3 separate regions of the Homo sapiens genome follow, and regions 1 and 3 are each linked to region 2. A link is a contact called in ENCODE Hi-C data. All regions are on one chromosome and are shown on one strand. The core of a region is the stretch at or near the end of the contact, and the rest is flanking DNA. Distances in the headings are between cores, read along the strand shown.

Region 1 (2,997 bases), core at 35-2,534, 2.0 Mb after region 2:
GTGTCTGTCCTCACTGTGAATGATCCCCCTGCTGAGGACTCCCAAGCGTACTGCTCATCATCGTTATGTTTGGTGATCACAGTTACTTTCTCAGCAACCAAATAAGCAGAATAAAAACCAACACCGAACTGGCCAATCATAGAGATATCTGCACCAGCCTGCAAAGCTTCCATGAACGCTTTGGTCCCAGACTTGGCGATAGTACCAAGGTTATTGATCAAGTCAGCCTTGGTCATTCCAATTCCAGTATCCACAATAGTGAGAGTTCGATCTTGTTTGTTCGGTATAAGGTTAATATGCAGCTCTTTCCCAGAGTCTAATTTACTGGGATCTGTCAAGCTTTCATACCGGATTTTGTCCAATGCCTGTTAACAAAAAATATTAATTTAAGCATACAGCACCCCCAAGAAGTTCACACTGAAACCAAAATCCGATTCTGGGTTAATAAGTGACTTACATCTGATGAATTTGAAATGAGCTCTCTCAGAAAGATCTCTTTGTTCGAGTAGAAAGTATTGATGATCAATGACATCAACTGGGCAATTTCTGCCTGAAAGGCGAACGTCTCAACCTCCTCCTCCTCCATCGGTTGGTCTTGGGTCTGGGTTTCCTCAGGCATCTGGAACGACACCGCGCCGGTTTAAAACCTTGCAGGACGTCTACAGAGGCAACACGAAATTCCATCGCGTTCTCCAAATATTTTTAAAGCCGAATTGGAGATTTGCGAAGTTTAAGTAAACCGAAAATAGAAGGGCGGCTGACAAAGGATGACCTCATTTCGGAGCGCGGCAACTACCACGAGCGTGTGCGCGCTTCCGGGAGGCCGCCGCAGGCCCGGGCCCAGTCCCCCGCCGCGGTCCCCAACGAACACCCCGGGTGCCCTCCCGCGCGGGCTGCGGCTCCGCCACGGCGGCCTCCTCCGCCTGCGCCCCCAGCGGGGCCGGGCGGGGGACCCCCGCGGCGGGGCCGCTCTGTTCGCGTGCGGCGCCAGCTCTGGCGCTGCTGCAGAGCCTCGGGGAGCCCGCGGCCGCCCGGCCCATTCCTGAAGCGGGGTGCGGAAACCGCAGCGGTCCCGAGGCCTCCGGAATAGAAAGCGCGGCCGCCCGGGAGCGCGGCCCTGGCTGCTTCAGGGATCTGGTCCGGCCCCCACAGCCTCCGCCCCGCGCCAGCCGCCCCCAGTCCCGGTCCCCAGTCCACCTCCACAGGCCCCCACAACCACCCGTCACCTTGGCTAAGTGACCGCACAGGACCAACGGCACAGCCACACCGGGACGCTGAAGCAACTGACGCGCCACCCCCGCGCCTGCCTTATATAGCGACGGGCCCGCCCAGCGCGCGGCGCTTTTTCCAGAAGCCTCCCGAACCTTCCGGAAGAACCCTCCCCAGCCGCCGCCGCGGCCGCGCGCCTACGCATGCGCCGTTGCCGCGGCACCCCGCCCCCGCGCCTTCCTGCGGGCGCGCGCAGGCCCTGCTCGTGGCCCGGCCCGGGCAACCTTCCCTCAATCGCCGCCGCGCGCCTCTCGCACGCCCCCGCGCCGGCCTCAATGCGCCTGCGCGGCCCGGAATTCTCGGGAAGGTCCGGGCGCCTTCTGGGGCCGCCCGCGCCCTCCGCCCTGCACCCCCACCTGCCGCGGGCGGGCGGAGGGCACGCCCGGGCGTGGGGGCCTTTGAAGTGAGGTGTAGTTGGTCACCCGGGCTGAGCGGAACGCGGGGCCGGGGTGGGAGGCGCGCCTGGAGGGAGGGTCGTGCGTGGACGGAGAGCGGCCCGGGTCTCACGCGCCCGGGAGACTTCCGGAGCCGTCGTCCTGACTGGCGCCGCGCCCGCTGCCAAAGAATCCAGCCGCAAGCGGCGCCGGGATCGCGGGGCTCTGCCCTCTGGGGGCTGTTAGCCTCAGGCTGCTGCGCACTGGGGAGGCTGTCCCGCGGCCTGCGCGCTCGGGGATTCTCCAGACCCACCGCTGGCTCGGGAGCGCTCCCTACTTTTGGGTTCCCCGAAAGCCATGTGCTTCATACTTAAGGGTCCCTTAGCTTGGGAATCGGGGACTTGGTGAACAAATTCATGCTTACCCAGCTACACCCGGCATGATTTTGAAAAGCCCATCGTTTTGCCGACCGATTTGCGGTCTCCAAATTAAGTATCTAACACTTTGGTGATTAACTTGCCCTAAAAGGTTTTTTTTTTTTTTTTTTTCTTTTTTTTTTTTTTGGACAGGCTCTCGCTTTGTCGCCCAGGCTGGGGTGCCGCGGCGGAATCTCGGCTCACTGCAGCCTCGACCCTCCCGGGCTCAGGTGATCCTCCCGCCTCAGCTTTCCCAGTAGCTGGGACGAGCGTGGGCAGAGGACCACAGGCGCGGACACCACACCTGTCTAGTTTTTGTATTTATTTGTAGAGTCGGGGTTTCACCATGTTGCCCAGGCTGGAAAAGCCAGTTTCTACATGGGAATTTTCGGATATTTTGGCCAAGGCCAGCTGTGGGAACCTTGGAGGCATTGGGGTTCCTTCGACCTGGCTTCCCTGCCTAGTCCATGTCCTCTTCCTCTTTGTCTCTGGCGCCTCCCATGATTGGGCCGCCTCCTGCCTAGACTCATAGCCAGGCCCTCGGAATAATCTGAAAGCTCCTTGCCGTGTAAAGAAACGATGGAACTACCTCCGCTTCCTGGTCTTTAGGGAAACGCAACTTGCTCAGGAGCAGGGGTTTTCAGACTGCGGCCTGGGACCCCCTTAAGAGCGTGTGAAATCAACATAAAGCGTCTTGCCTGGCATTACAAAGCGGGGGAAGTGGAAGGAAACTAGCAGCCACGTGGCGCGGGCCCCAGCGGTGGTGACCGGGTGTGTGCCTGGTCCTGTGGTAGCTGTTGCGCAGCCTGGGGGCGCGCCCCCGGCCCAGGCTTTCCTACAGCTGCAGCCTGGACTGGCGGGGAGGAATCCGGAAGCAGGAAGAGCGGTGAGCGGGTCGCTGAAGGGGCGCAAGGTCTTCCCTGGCGACTGCCGCCTTT
Region 2 (2,917 bases), core at 404-2,903:
TGTGCATATGCTACATCCGCCAAGGTAGACTGCATGCTGGGCCATAACGCACATTTTGATAAATGTGAAAGGATTGAGATCATACCAGGAAAAACAAAGGAAGAAGTCACACCAAATATGTTCTCTGGCCCCAGTAGAATTAAATTGGAAATAGGTAGCAACAGATATAGGAAAACACCAAATATTTCAAAATTTAACGAAGCACTTATCAATAATCCATGGATAAAAGAAGAAATCACTAGAGAAAATTAAAAATATTTTGAACCAAAAGAAAAAAGAAAACTGCAATACATCCAAACTGTGGTTTGCAACTAAAACAGTGCTTAAAGGGAAATGTATATCATTAAAAGCCTTTTAAAATGCATTTTTAGCATTCAAAGTGCATTCATCTCTCCAATTAGAACTGATACTTCTTTTGTACTGTACTCTGTACAGCTGTTTTTCACTATATCAATAATATTTTAATGGATCTATTAAATATTTGCTAACATTATCAACCTCTTCTTTTCTAAACCATAAAAGTCCTTTAAGGACAAGTACAGTCGTTCTCAATTTTTTGTCTGTGATTTCTAACACAGTGCATGCTTCTTAGTGAGTTCTCAGTAGATTTTGAAAGAAAGATTGGACTGGATCTTACCTTCATGAGAACCCTGTGGAGATAGGCAAAATAAGTATAACCCCATTTTACAGTTGAGGCCACCCACTTAATAAACAAGTGACAAAGCCAAGTTTCCAGTATTCCTCAAGTGTTTTCCTTTCAGGCTCTAAATTGCTGACTTAAATGTCATCATTAGAGAGAGTTGTCTCCTCGGTAGAAGTACAAATTTTGTTCCAGAGTCAAATATGAAGACTTGATCAGTGGCCTGGCGCGGTGGCTCACGCCTGTAATCTCAGCACTTTGGGAGGCCAAGGCAGGCGGATCACCTGAGGTCGGGAGTTCGTGACCAGCCTGACCAACATGGAGAAACCCCGTCTCTACTAAAAATACAAAATTAGCTGGGCATGGTGGCACATGCCTATAATCCCAGCTACTCAGGAGGCTGAGGCAGGAGAATCGCTTGAACCCAGGAAGCTGTGGTGGCGGTGAGCCAAGATCGTGCCATTGCACTCCAGCCTGGGTGACAGGAGTGTGAAACTCTGTCTCAAAAAAGAAAAAAAGACTTGATCAGCTTATAGCCTTTATCATCTAGTCTTCTATTCTCTGGAGAGTCAGTGGGGACTCTTCCGAGTTCTTGTAGCCTTTTCTTAAGGCCTATAGGAAGTCATCTGTGCTGAGCCTGCACTTTCTATAACAGATGGAAAACTGAAGCTCAGACATCTTAAGTGGCATTGACTTAGACTATAGAGCTAGTTAGTGGGGGGCCAGCACCATGACCTGGCCCCTACCTCCAGCAGGCTTCACCCACCCTTGCACCCTTGCAGGAAGCACTTAGAGGCTTGAGGTTGCCAGCTGTGGGGGGTTGGGCCTGTGCAGTGCCTCTCAGCCGCCCACGCTGGTGGGGCTCTGCAGTGTTAGCTTCTTGTTTCTCTATTTTCTACCTAGGTTTCAGTTTTTCACTTGGGTTTGTTTCCCCTTTGTCTCTGGTTCAGCTTCCTTTTCCTGTTTGGTTTTAAGTAGGCTATAAAAATCAAGTTGCTGTCTTCAGAGGGTCTGTGGTCCTCTGATCAACATAGGCTGGTGGGAGTACAGGACTCGCCTCCTCAGGGTTCCCTGTGCTGCCACTTTTCAGCCATGGCCACAAGGTGAGTATTGGAACCAGTGCAGGGGACAGAGGGATGTCAAGAGGAAACCTAGAATCTTAACGGTGAATGGGCTGTAGAAATTATCTCAGGTCCCCTTAGTATACTGATCGAGAAGTCCATGACCAGAGGGCAGGGGGCTTACATGAGGTTACACAGCAGGTTAGTGACAGTCTGCTCCCTCTCTAGCCGCTGGTCTTTCCATTACACAGGCCTGTGTCTCTTGATGCCTGTGACCTTTAATGGCTTCTGAGTCAAGGACTTACTTAGAAATTAGCACCTGCCTCTCATTATAGGGAGGAGGGTCTGAGCCATCTAGGGGAATTGTTGTTTAGCTCAGAGGTACATTTGGTGAGTCCTGGCCCTTCTCTCTAGAATGACCCGAGACTGGTTGTTTTTTCTAAATATAGGCAGAGAGGGTTCTTTTTATGATAGGAACTTCATGAACTTAATAGCAAGAGTCCTGACCCTCCACTTGAGAGACTTGTGGACTTAGGCTATTGCTGTTGAGCACATGTGTGAATACCAGCCAGTCTACAAACCGCACTCCTCATTGAGATTGTTCTCTCTAAAGGTGAGATTACATTTTGGACCTGCCTCTCCCCTGCCCTACAACTCTGAAAGATTATAGATGATAGGACAGACAGACTTTTATCCTGTGGGGTTTGGGGCATTTGTTTGATTGACTCATGACAGCTTTGTTTTTTAGCATAAAGTAACAATCCCTCACTTTGAAAATTATTTCACAATTTCCAAAGTGCCATTTCGCCAGTTTTCTTATTTGAATCTTTTAGCCGTGTTAGATTGATGAGAACGCTGTCATCACTCCTGTTTCGTAGCTGAGAAAACCTCTGAAAAGTTGTGGGGTTTGTCCAAGGTCACATGGCAGGTTGGGGAAGGAATGGAACCAGGGTTTAACGAGGTTGGCCTCATCCGGTGGTTTTCGCAGCACGCTACACAGGCACAGAAGCAGCTTGCAGTGAGTTGTTAAAATTGACGTGGTGATAGGTAGAACTTGTCCAGGGCTGCTTATTTTCCAGTTGGCTTTATTTCTGATCCTGTCATTTTAGTAACTTTCCTTTAACTTTAGAGGACTCGTGAGTGGAGCTTTAGAAAACAGAATGCTTTTCATTTCAAAGGCATATCAACTTCCAAAGTCATTTTCAGTTGTAAATTA
Region 3 (3,306 bases), core at 798-3,297, 2.3 Mb after region 2:
TGACCAGCCACTAGATGACTGCCATGTTTTTAGTGAGGCATTCAGGTTGTGGAAGCCTCTGGAAACCTTCTCTTGCTTTTTGTCCCCCCTCTTTTCTTTTCGGAGACATCTTAGGCTTCACATTTCTTCCTCTTGGTTCTACATTTTGAAGCCAGAGCAAGTGGATGAATTTCTCACTCGGTTCGTTTCTAGGGTGGTCAGGTGTGCTCAGCTGAACAAAAGCCGGTTGTATAAGGTTGATGCCATTTTATGTCAGGATCCGGCAAGGGCTCCACCTGTTTTTGAAAATTCTACAGTGGAAACAGCTACTAGTTCTGACCTAAATAAGAAGCAGCTCAACATCTACAGACCTTGGTATGTGCCCAGGGTGTAGTAAAAGTTCTCAATAAATGCCAGCCGATGGCGCTGCTGCTATTATAAGCAAAGTTAGGAGAGCCTGGGGCAGCTGACACTTAAAATAGACATCTGTACACAGGATGGATGTCACATCTTTTAATAGTCGTGCCAGGCACGTTGTTAGATGCAGGGACACAGCATGGAGGAATCGGTGGAGGTTGCTGCCCTCAAGTTTCCTGAGCTTGAAGGGGTTTAGAATATGCCACGGTGGCATGAAAATTATTTTGAGCAGAAGGCATGTGAATTCCTGAAATCTGGTCGGGTGTGGTGGCTCACACCTGTAATCTCAGCACTTGGGAAGGCCGAGGCGGGCGGATCACCTAAGGTCAGGGTTTCAAGACCAGCCTTACCAACATGATGAAACCCCGTCTCTACTAAAAATACAAAAATTAGCCAGGCATGGTGGCGGACGCCTGTAATCCCAGCTACTCAAGAGGCTGAGGCAGGAGAACCGCATGAACCCAGGCGATGGAGGTTGCGGTGAGCTGAGATTGTGCCACTGCACTCCAGCCTGGGTGACAGAGTGAGATCTTGTCTCAAAAAAAAAAAAAAATTGTGGTAAGATACCCATAATATAAAATTCACCATTAAAAAATAACACGGAAGGGATCATCGTGAATGCAATGTGAGTATTGATGAGGATGGTGGTGATCTTCCAGAACCTTCTCTGACGCCACCCAGGCCGCCAGCCTTACTTTACCGGCTTCGGCGCTCATCATACTGTGCTGCAAATGCCAGTTTCCTCCTTCCCCCTTGGGAAGTTTCCTCCTTGGGGGTCGGCACCTAGACTGTATACCCCCCAGGGCGGAAACAGCGGTTCACCCACCAGGTGCTTAAGAAGGGTTTGTGGACCAGTGGACCTCCTGCTCTCCCTGGGGAAAGGAGCTGGGACATGTGTACACACCTGCAGCTACAAGATTCGGAGGGCGCACAGAGCCTCAACCGTAAGAAGGAGAGGCGATCAGGCTGAGGAAGATGGGGCAGTGGAGCTGGATGGATAGAGAGAGGGTGGGTTCATTCATTCGTTCACTCATTCGTTTATTCATATTCATCCATCCATCATTCATGCCCTGAGCGTGCGTTGTGTTCTGGGCAGGGCCTGTGCTGGGCACCGATTGTGTAATATATCATCTCTCCCTTCAAGGTGCACCCAATCTGGGTGGGTGGGTAGAGAGAAGCTACGGTGACAAGGCAAAAATTTGGGAAACACTCTCGTTAACAATTCAAACTGTGGTCCCCTCCCAGATGTATAAATCCAAATGTTTAGGGGTGGGCACAGTACTCTGCATCTCCAGACAGCATCCTCCGCTGATTCGGATGCATGATGACGTCAGAACACTTGGATATTGTGGTAACTTTTGGGCCAGGGGCTCTGAAACCCCGAAGACCTCCCCCTGGGAGATCCGGGACAGCTCCCAGAGAAGGTGAGTCTTAAACACATCCGTGACAGGCAATAAGGAAAATAAGGGGGGTCCGCTCTGCTGATCAGCCCTAAGAGCCGCGGCGGTTGTCGGCTGGGGCGGGGCACTCCACGACTTTCCCGGCCAGACACGGTCGCCTTCCTAGGTGTCTTGGCCTGCGAGGCACTCGTAGCCCGCCCCTCTCCTAGGTGACGTACATTGGAGACGCCGTCGCTCAGCGACCCGGGTTCGAGTCCCCGCCTCGGCCGCCATGGCGGATGCGGAGCCGGAGGCTGGGGGCGGCAGCGAGGATGGCGGCGGCGGCGGCGGCCCGGCTCCTCCGGGCCAGAGCGGCAGCGTCGCACGTGTGGCCCCGCTGGGCCCCGAGCAGCTGCGGCAGGTCCTGGAGCAGGTGACGAAGGCGCAGCCGCCGCCGCCGCCGCCCCCCTTCGTGCTGCGGGACGCGGCGCGGCGGCTGCGGGACGCGGCCCAACAGGCCGCCCTGCAGCGGGGCCGGGGCACCGAGCCCCCGCGCCTGCCGCGCCTGCTCCCGCCCCAGGTGAGGCGTCGGGAGGGACGTGGGGAAACTGAGGCCCGAAGGGGGCCGACGCCCCGCGGCGGGGTAGCTGCTTGTCCGGGGAGGCCAGTATCCGCCCGGGTTAAGACTCAGGGCGTCCCCAGGCTGAGCTTCTTAGGGACGGCGTTCGGCCCCCACCTGTCACCACCCTGGCATTTTCACCCCAGGAGCCTCACTCTAGGAGCGGTTGCTCACGCTGGGCCCTGTGCCTGGAACGCCCTCGTGCCTTCTCTGCCTTCACAGCCCTGCTGGGGGCTTTTGCGTGCTCCCTAGCTCTTCTTACAGGCCTTTCACCGCTGGTTCAGCCTTTGTGGAGCACTTAGAGACCGTGTTCCCAGCACTCCCCACTATGTGCAGGAGGTGAAGCCTTGAACACACTTGCTGAAGAACGAACATAAGGCAGGTTCTGGGATTGACGGGGGCTGCTTTAGAGTGGGTGGTCCCGTAGGCCAGACACTGGAGCTGAAACATAAATGAATTAAAAGGAACCAACTTAGCTTTTCAGTTGTAAGGTGCCAAGGCCCAGGCTTGGAACAAAGTCAAGCACAATACACTAGTTCGCTGCAGGACTTAACATCCTGGGTGATAGTGACTGATTTGTAACCGCAGTACCCAGCACAGTGCCTGATACACAATGTTTGGAATATGTGAAAGCACTCTGTATACTACAAAACATCCTTTCCCAGTGGGTTTATTTCCTGGGCCACACACCTTTTGGTTGCTAGGGGGGTGATAACTAGAAGACGGTCGCCCAACTCCGGAGGGTGAAGCATAGCGCCTGAAGCCAGAGGGCCTACACGGCATCTGTAAAATTCCACCCCATTTCAGCGCTGGGGTTGTAAACAAAATTAGTCTCACCCCAAAATTGCCAAAAGAAGACAGCTTTTTCCACTAGAAGAAACGGGTTAGGGAATAGAATCAGGAACCTTCACT

The links. A loop is a pair of places that touch in the nucleus more often than their neighbours do. Pooled maps may share reads with other maps.
Region 1: a map of CD8-positive, alpha-beta T cell shows a loop between it and region 2 (12-fold over the local background). The contact joins the promoter of HSP90AA1 here to the promoter of EVL in region 2. A Hi-C loop is called at or near these places in 2 of 168 maps with a recorded cell type or tissue (CD8-positive, alpha-beta T cell and natural killer cell), 1 of 37 single-sample maps with no recorded cell type and 9 of 50 pooled maps.
Region 3: a loop to region 2 is called in a map of naive thymus-derived CD4-positive, alpha-beta T cell, with 13 times the contacts of the local background. The contact joins the promoter of ZNF839 here to the promoter of EVL in region 2. A Hi-C loop is called at or near these places in 1 of 168 maps with a recorded cell type or tissue (naive thymus-derived CD4-positive, alpha-beta T cell), 1 of 37 single-sample maps with no recorded cell type and 7 of 50 pooled maps.

The regions. Positions count from the first base shown.
Region 1 is chr14:102,085,760-102,088,756 of GRCh38, forward strand. HSP90AA1 (heat shock protein 90 alpha family class A member 1) reads right to left here and starts at 1,285. Exons shown (of 11, transcript NM_005348.4): 1 at 1,227-1,285; 2 at 458-619; 3 at 1-365. The coding sequence starts at 619. RefSeq lists silencers at 873-1,162, 1,203-1,732, 1,793-1,842.
Region 2 is chr14:100,063,769-100,066,685 of GRCh38, forward strand. It overlaps EVL (Enah/Vasp-like), which reads left to right and starts at 1,654. Exons shown (of 14, transcript NM_016337.3): 1 at 1,654-1,743. The coding sequence starts at 1,733. It overlaps LOC124903379 (a long non-coding RNA gene), which reads right to left and starts at 276. Exons shown (of 2, transcript XR_007064329.1): 1 at 1-276. RefSeq lists enhancers at 1,128-1,177, 1,528-1,617, 1,668-1,747, 1,798-1,937, 2,318-2,397 and 1 more.
Region 3 is chr14:102,317,699-102,321,004 of GRCh38, forward strand. It overlaps ZNF839 (zinc finger protein 839), which reads left to right and starts at 2,048. Exons shown (of 8, transcript NM_018335.6): 1 at 2,048-2,355. The coding sequence starts at 2,068. RefSeq lists silencers at 2,108-2,207, 2,268-2,457 and an enhancer at 2,558-2,667.